2 separate regions of the Homo sapiens genome follow, and region 1 is linked to region 2. A link is a contact called in ENCODE Hi-C or POLR2A ChIA-PET data. All regions are on one chromosome and are shown on one strand. Each heading gives the region's core, a stretch centred on a gene start or an enhancer-like site at or near the end of the contact. The rest is flanking DNA. Distances are from core to core; before and after follow the strand shown. Region 1 overlaps CCDC88C (coiled-coil domain containing 88C). Region 2 holds the start of GPR68 (G protein-coupled receptor 68).

Region 1 (2,783 bases), core at 145-2,644, 120 kb before region 2:
AATGTTTTTAACTTTTGTTAACAGCTACAGGCTGTGAATCTTAAGGAATATGGTGTCAGATTTTCCAGGTTTCAAGGCACAGGAATTAGCAGAGAAACCACCCTCATTGCAGTGATAGAGCAGAACAGTAGGTTTTCAGATCTTGGTTCCCTTGTCAACATGGAAGAGACAGAGAAGACACCTCCTCCACAAAAGAGGTTTTTAAAAACTGTGTACTCAATATATATTTTGAGGAATATTTTCTGATTTAATTTTCCCAACTGTCACTATTAGCAGCTTTTTGCCACTTCGGAGTGGGGAGTTGATTGACATGGCACAGTGTAGAAAGTGCCGCAGAAGGGGGCTGAGGAAGCATTAGGAGTTCAGGGGAGAAAAAAATCATCCGGCATCAGGTGGCTGCCTAGAGGAGGGGGCGTTTTAGCTGAGCTTTGGAGGGCGAGTAGGGTCTGGCAGGTGGTAATCTGGTGGTAATGGGGCTGTGGGAGGAAGGGCACCCTCGTGGGAAGCGCAGAGAGTGTTGGTAGTTCAGTTTGATGCTCAGGGTAACCGAAGGGTTGACTTGCTGCCCACACTTAGCAGTTAATACATTTCCTGGCTCTGTCCCTCACGTGTCAGACTCCTAAGCATTCTCTACAGCCCAGCTCAGAAGCTGTCTCCTCTGGGAAGCCTTCCCAGACTTGTCTGGGCAGTTTGGCAGTACTCCCTGTGCTGTGCTGCCACTGTCTACCTCCCTCCCAGACAGGCCGAGAGTTCTCTGCTCGCTGCAAGGTGTACACAGTACGTGTCTTCTGAATATCTGAACCCCAGAGCAGACCTAAAGGTGTAGAAAATGCCCCGGCTTTGGGCACCAGGGAAGACGGTGTCTAGAGGTGTGCTGGGTGCACCTGCGAAGCCGACGTCACTCATGCTTCTGCTATTTCAGTCTTGACTGTTAGCGTGTGTGGGTCAACAGCGGCATTCTTTGTGGTTTTGCTTTGGCTGTGTGGAAGGCTCTCTTTGCTGTTTGGACCATCTTGGTCTCCTTGGCAACCGTGAGCGTCACCTTCATCCTGAATGCCTGTGCTGGGCGTTCATCTTAACTTTTCTGGGATTTCCCTCTCATTTATTCTGCATTAGCAGCTCCCATTCATAGCCACATGAGGGGCATCCTGTGGGCCTAAACGCTTGGCTTTCGGCAGCGTTTATTCTTCCTTCCTGGTAAAATATCAAGCTGCGAGATTCAGTTTCACTTAGAAGGAGAAAAATAATTCTTCCCATTTCTTCGTGAAATCATTGTTCTTGGTCCAACTGTCCTAGTGTTTTCAGTGGATACTGAAGCTAACCTCTGCCACATGCACAGAACGGTGTTTCCACCTGCATCTTTCCCAGGACTGTAATGTTTCTCCCACCTGCGGAGAAAATGACCTTTTTGTTGGAGCAGGCACAGTGGTTGAGATGGCCCTGGCAGGTTGTTAAGTCTTTTCAGGAGGCCCTTACTTTGCCTCAGGTGTTGAGTGGGCCTTTTCTGGGACCTCTGAGGCTCTGTCTTCACAGGGCTTATACCCTGAGAGTCAGCCTTTCGCCCAGGACCCCGTCCCCCTTCACTGGTTACAGACCCCTTGGGTGCTCCTGGCTCCCATCTGTTCTTCCCAATCAAGAGGCTTGGCTTCTCCTGATGAGAAGATGCTTGAAGGTGCAGCTTGCTTTTTGTGGCTATTATTTAAAATGGCAATCTACTTCATTCCTCATCTTGGATAGTTGGTGAATTGTCTCAGAGGAAAGAGTGGCTATAGATATATGGATATAGATACAGATACATGGTTTTTTGTTTGTTTGTTTCTTGTTTTTTTTTATTTTTATATTTTTTTAGACCGTCTTGCTCTGTTGCCGAGGCTGGAGGGCAGTGGCGCAATCTCGGCTCACTGCAATCTCTGCGTCCCGGGTTCAAGCAATTCTCCTGCCTCAGCCTCCCAAGTAGCTGGGATTACAGGCACATGCCACTGTGCCTGGCTAGTTTTTGTATTTTTAGTAGAGATGGGGCTTTGCCATGTTGGCCAGGCTGGTCTTGAACTCCTGACCTCAGGTGACCCGCTCGCCTTGGCCTCCCAAAGTGCTGGGATTACAGGCGTGAACCACCATGCCCAGCCCTGTGTGTGTGTGTGTGTGTGTGTGTGTGTGTGTGTGTGTGTGTGTGTGTATTTTTTAAGTAGGTCTGTCATGTTCACAGCTGAAATACCTAGTTAAATAGATGCCTCTGACTATATGGTCTCTGTGAGAACCTTTACAGAATATTTAGAAAATGCTGGGGAAACTTGCTCTTGCCCTAATCACTCTAATAAAGAAAATTCTGTCATTTTAGTGTAATATATTTCCTTTGAGGTTTTGTTTTCTTTTTTCAACATCCATTTCCTACTGTACATACAATTATGTATCTTTTTACACCTTTGAGCACTCTTTGCTGCCTTCCTAAATGGGATGAGTGGCCATAGCGTCCTGAACCGTTCCCCAGCGTTAATTTGCAGCAAGACTGTTAGAGTGCTGTTCTCTAATCTCACACCTCTTTCATGCTTCCTTTTGTAGTTTTGGGGAGGATTTGGGCCTTTAATAGTCTGTGGTTGACAGATTGCATAGTAGATGGTTGACTCAGAGTTGGGGTCTACATACTTGTTCTCAGAGCGGGGCTAAGGATGTCATTTAAGGTACTTGAGCTGAGTACCTTGTTGCCAAACCAAGGGTGGAGGTCCCAAAAGAAAGCACAGGCTCAGTTCAGGGTCTCCAAGACATTGAGCCCGTGGCGAACGTGG
Region 2 (2,700 bases), core at 148-2,647:
ACTTTTTTTTTTTTGAGACGGAGTTTCGCTTTTGTCGCCCAGTCTGGAGTGCAATGGCATGATCTCAGCTCACCGCAACCTCTGCCTCCCAGGTTCAAGTGATTCTCCTGCCTCAGCTTCCCGAGTAGCTAGGATTACAGGCATGCGCCACCACCCCCAGCAAATTTTTGTATTTTTAATAGAGATGGGGTTTCACCATGTTGACCAGGCCGGTCTCCAACTCCTGACCTCAGGTGATCCACCCGCCTCGGCTTCCCAAAGTGCTAGGATTCCAGGCGTGAGCCACCGCACCTGGCCGGAAATAGTTTTTAAAAGGCCTGCTATGTGGTAGCATTTGCTTGGAGGGCCCAGGCCCCACTGAAGGGGATTTCCTTAGACCCCCTACCAACAGAGTGAGGGCAGTGGAGCCAAGGCTCTTGGCATGAATAAGATGGGCATCAGTGTTTTAAACTGTGTTGGTCCCCAGAGCAGGGACCAAGCACAGGGCTCTGGCCACTTCCAGCAGGAAGGACTCGCACCCCCAGTGGCCCCATGCACCGTATCTGTTGGCTTCCTGGCTCTGGCAACGTAGCTTATAATCAGCTTCCAAGGAGTCTGCCTTGGAGGGAGGTGGTTACGCCAAAATGCTGGGCCTTTCCATCCTCCGTGTTATGTGTGTGAGGGAGGGAGTTTAGTAAGTGCTCCTGAGAGCCAGAAGGGCCCCCGGGGCCAGAGCCCTGGGCTTGATTCCTTCTCTGGGGACCGACACAGTTGAAAACATTGATGCCCGCCCTATCCTTACTGATGCCCAGAGCCTTAGCTCCACTGCCTTCGCTCTGCTGCTCTGCCAAACAGGATCCTACCTGCTTCACCACATCCGTGGCTGCCCACCTTCACTGCACTTTAGAACAGTCCAGGGAGCTTTAGAGCCACTGATGCTGGCACGTCACTTCCAGGAAACATGATTTAACCAGCCCCGGGTGGGGCCCGGGCATTGGTATTTTTTTTGTAGGCTCCCAGGTATGTTCTCATGCACATGGCCAGGGTTGAGCCCCAGTGACCCAGATGTTGGCGGCTTCCCCCACCCTTGCCTGGATCCCGGTATCCTGTAGGTGCTGAAAGGTGGCTAGAATTAGCCCACCCCCTCCTCCTGTATCCCCCCACCACAGTCCTGAGGGCACCTGCCCCTAGCTCAGGCTTTCACATTCCCAGCGAGGCTGCTCACTGACTCTGGGTTGCATGGAGAGCAGAGGAAGATGCGTGGAGAGAGCCATTCCGCCGCCCTCAGCCTCTGGCTGGCGAGTGGTTCCTCGGCAACCGCCCAGCCTGACACCAGATTGGAGTTCACATGATTCTGCCTCAGCTCGGGAATGGGCAGCCTCCAGCTGGGGATTTTCTAGCCGGAGCTGGGAGGTTCAGGCTGCGGGAAGTCGCTGGAGGGAGAGCTGGGATCGTGGCTGCAAGGGTGCCCAGGCTCCTGCAGAGCCTCTGCAGGAAGCCCAGCTGTTTGAGGTTTGAAGGCAGAGCCTAGCTGGGGCAGGCAGAGTCAGAGAGGACTCGTTTCAGAGTCCCCCCTCAGAGGACTCCCTCCATCCTGATTTCAGCAGCTGCCTGCTCCTCACCTGGTTGCAGAGACCACACTGCCTTCCTGGGGCCCTGAGGCTCTAGGAGAAGCTGGAAAGCACAGGTGGGGGTCCATCCAGCTGTTTCCAAACTGCGGGTTGTGACCCATTCATGGGTCAGTAAATCAACTTCATAGCTCATGACCTGCATTTAAAAAATTGAAATAGAATAGAAATGATCAGAGTGCGTGGCAAGAAGTAGGGTAAGTATTGCTTTGGGGAAGTTTGTTGCTTTGTACAGATGTGTGTGTGTGTGTGTGTGTGTGTGTGTGTGTGTGTGTCTGTGTTCTGGGTCGCGATGTCAGGTGTATTTCTTGCTATTGCTTGTGATCCAAAAAGCTCAAAGGCAGCAAGTTGGTGCCTAGACACGTGGGTTCTGGATTCAGATCCACCCCAACTGACTGTGTGAGTTTGAGCCTCCCTGCATTAGCCTCTCTGGGCTTCAGGTTCTGAGAAATGGCTTAGCAATGCCAGCCCACCTGACTCACAGGGACTTCGTGGGCCCAGATGGGACTGACCTTTGAAACAGTGACAAGGGTTCTAGAAGTGAGATGCTATGGTCCACGTTGTTGCTGGAGTGAGGCGATCTGGGGGGAAAATGGGGACTAAGGAAAAATGCATCCTGATGTTTCCCCTCTCCTCAGAGGGAAAAATAAAGCACTTTCAGAAAATGAAACAGCCTTGCTTAAAGCATGCAGAGGTTTGGCCAACTGAAGGAAAAGGAAGCTGGGCCCTGGGGAAACTCCCCAGCTCTTGTGGGTTTGGGGTTCCGTGAGCAGCCCTGGCACCATGAGTAACTGTCTGTGTGCGTGCCGGTGTGTGCTGCACGAAAGGGGGGGCGAGTTAGATCACTATTTATGTGCCAGCTGGAATCCAGCATTTAGGCACCTCCGCCTTCTGACTTGGGACATGCAAGAGACTCCTAGCTTAGTCAGAGAGGCCTTTCCTTCCTGTTGGGAGCTTAATTTCTCTTGGTCATTAAAGTCCTCAGAGACCTCTATGCTGATTTGCATTTGCTAAAGATTTGCTTTCAGGCGTTGAGTCACTCTATAGTTTTTCTCAATTTTTTAGCTGGGTAATAAAGTGTTATTTTGATTCT

Evidence for each region. Hi-C counts contacts between places; a loop is a spot of excess contacts on that map. ChIA-PET counts read pairs that join two places held with the same protein, here RNA polymerase II (POLR2A). Pooled maps may share reads with other maps.
Region 1: a map with no recorded cell type shows a loop between it and region 2 (5-fold over the local background). The contact joins the enhancer-like site here to the promoter of GPR68 in region 2. A Hi-C loop is called at or near these places in 15 of 37 single-sample maps with no recorded cell type and 12 of 50 pooled maps. POLR2A ChIA-PET finds 5 or more read pairs at or near these places in 10 of 52 experiments (AG04450, CD4-positive, alpha-beta T cell, CD4-positive, alpha-beta memory T cell and 6 more).

The regions. Positions count from the first base shown.
Region 1 is chr14:91,365,547-91,368,329 of GRCh38, reverse strand. The region is part of intron 3 of CCDC88C (coiled-coil domain containing 88C); the gene reads left to right. Among named protein-coding and RNA genes, the nearest start is that of CCDC88C, 51 kb to the left of the region's middle. RefSeq lists enhancers at 775-854, 2,592-2,681. Within about 2 kb of position 1,394, at least 5 of the 41 ENCODE cell types and tissues checked have a DNase peak (open chromatin) inside an H3K27ac peak, as active enhancers do.
Region 2 is chr14:91,243,401-91,246,100 of GRCh38, reverse strand. GPR68 (G protein-coupled receptor 68) reads left to right here and starts at 1,397. Exons shown (of 2, transcript NM_001177676.2): 1 at 1,397-1,804. RefSeq lists enhancers at 1,630-1,679, 1,199-1,700.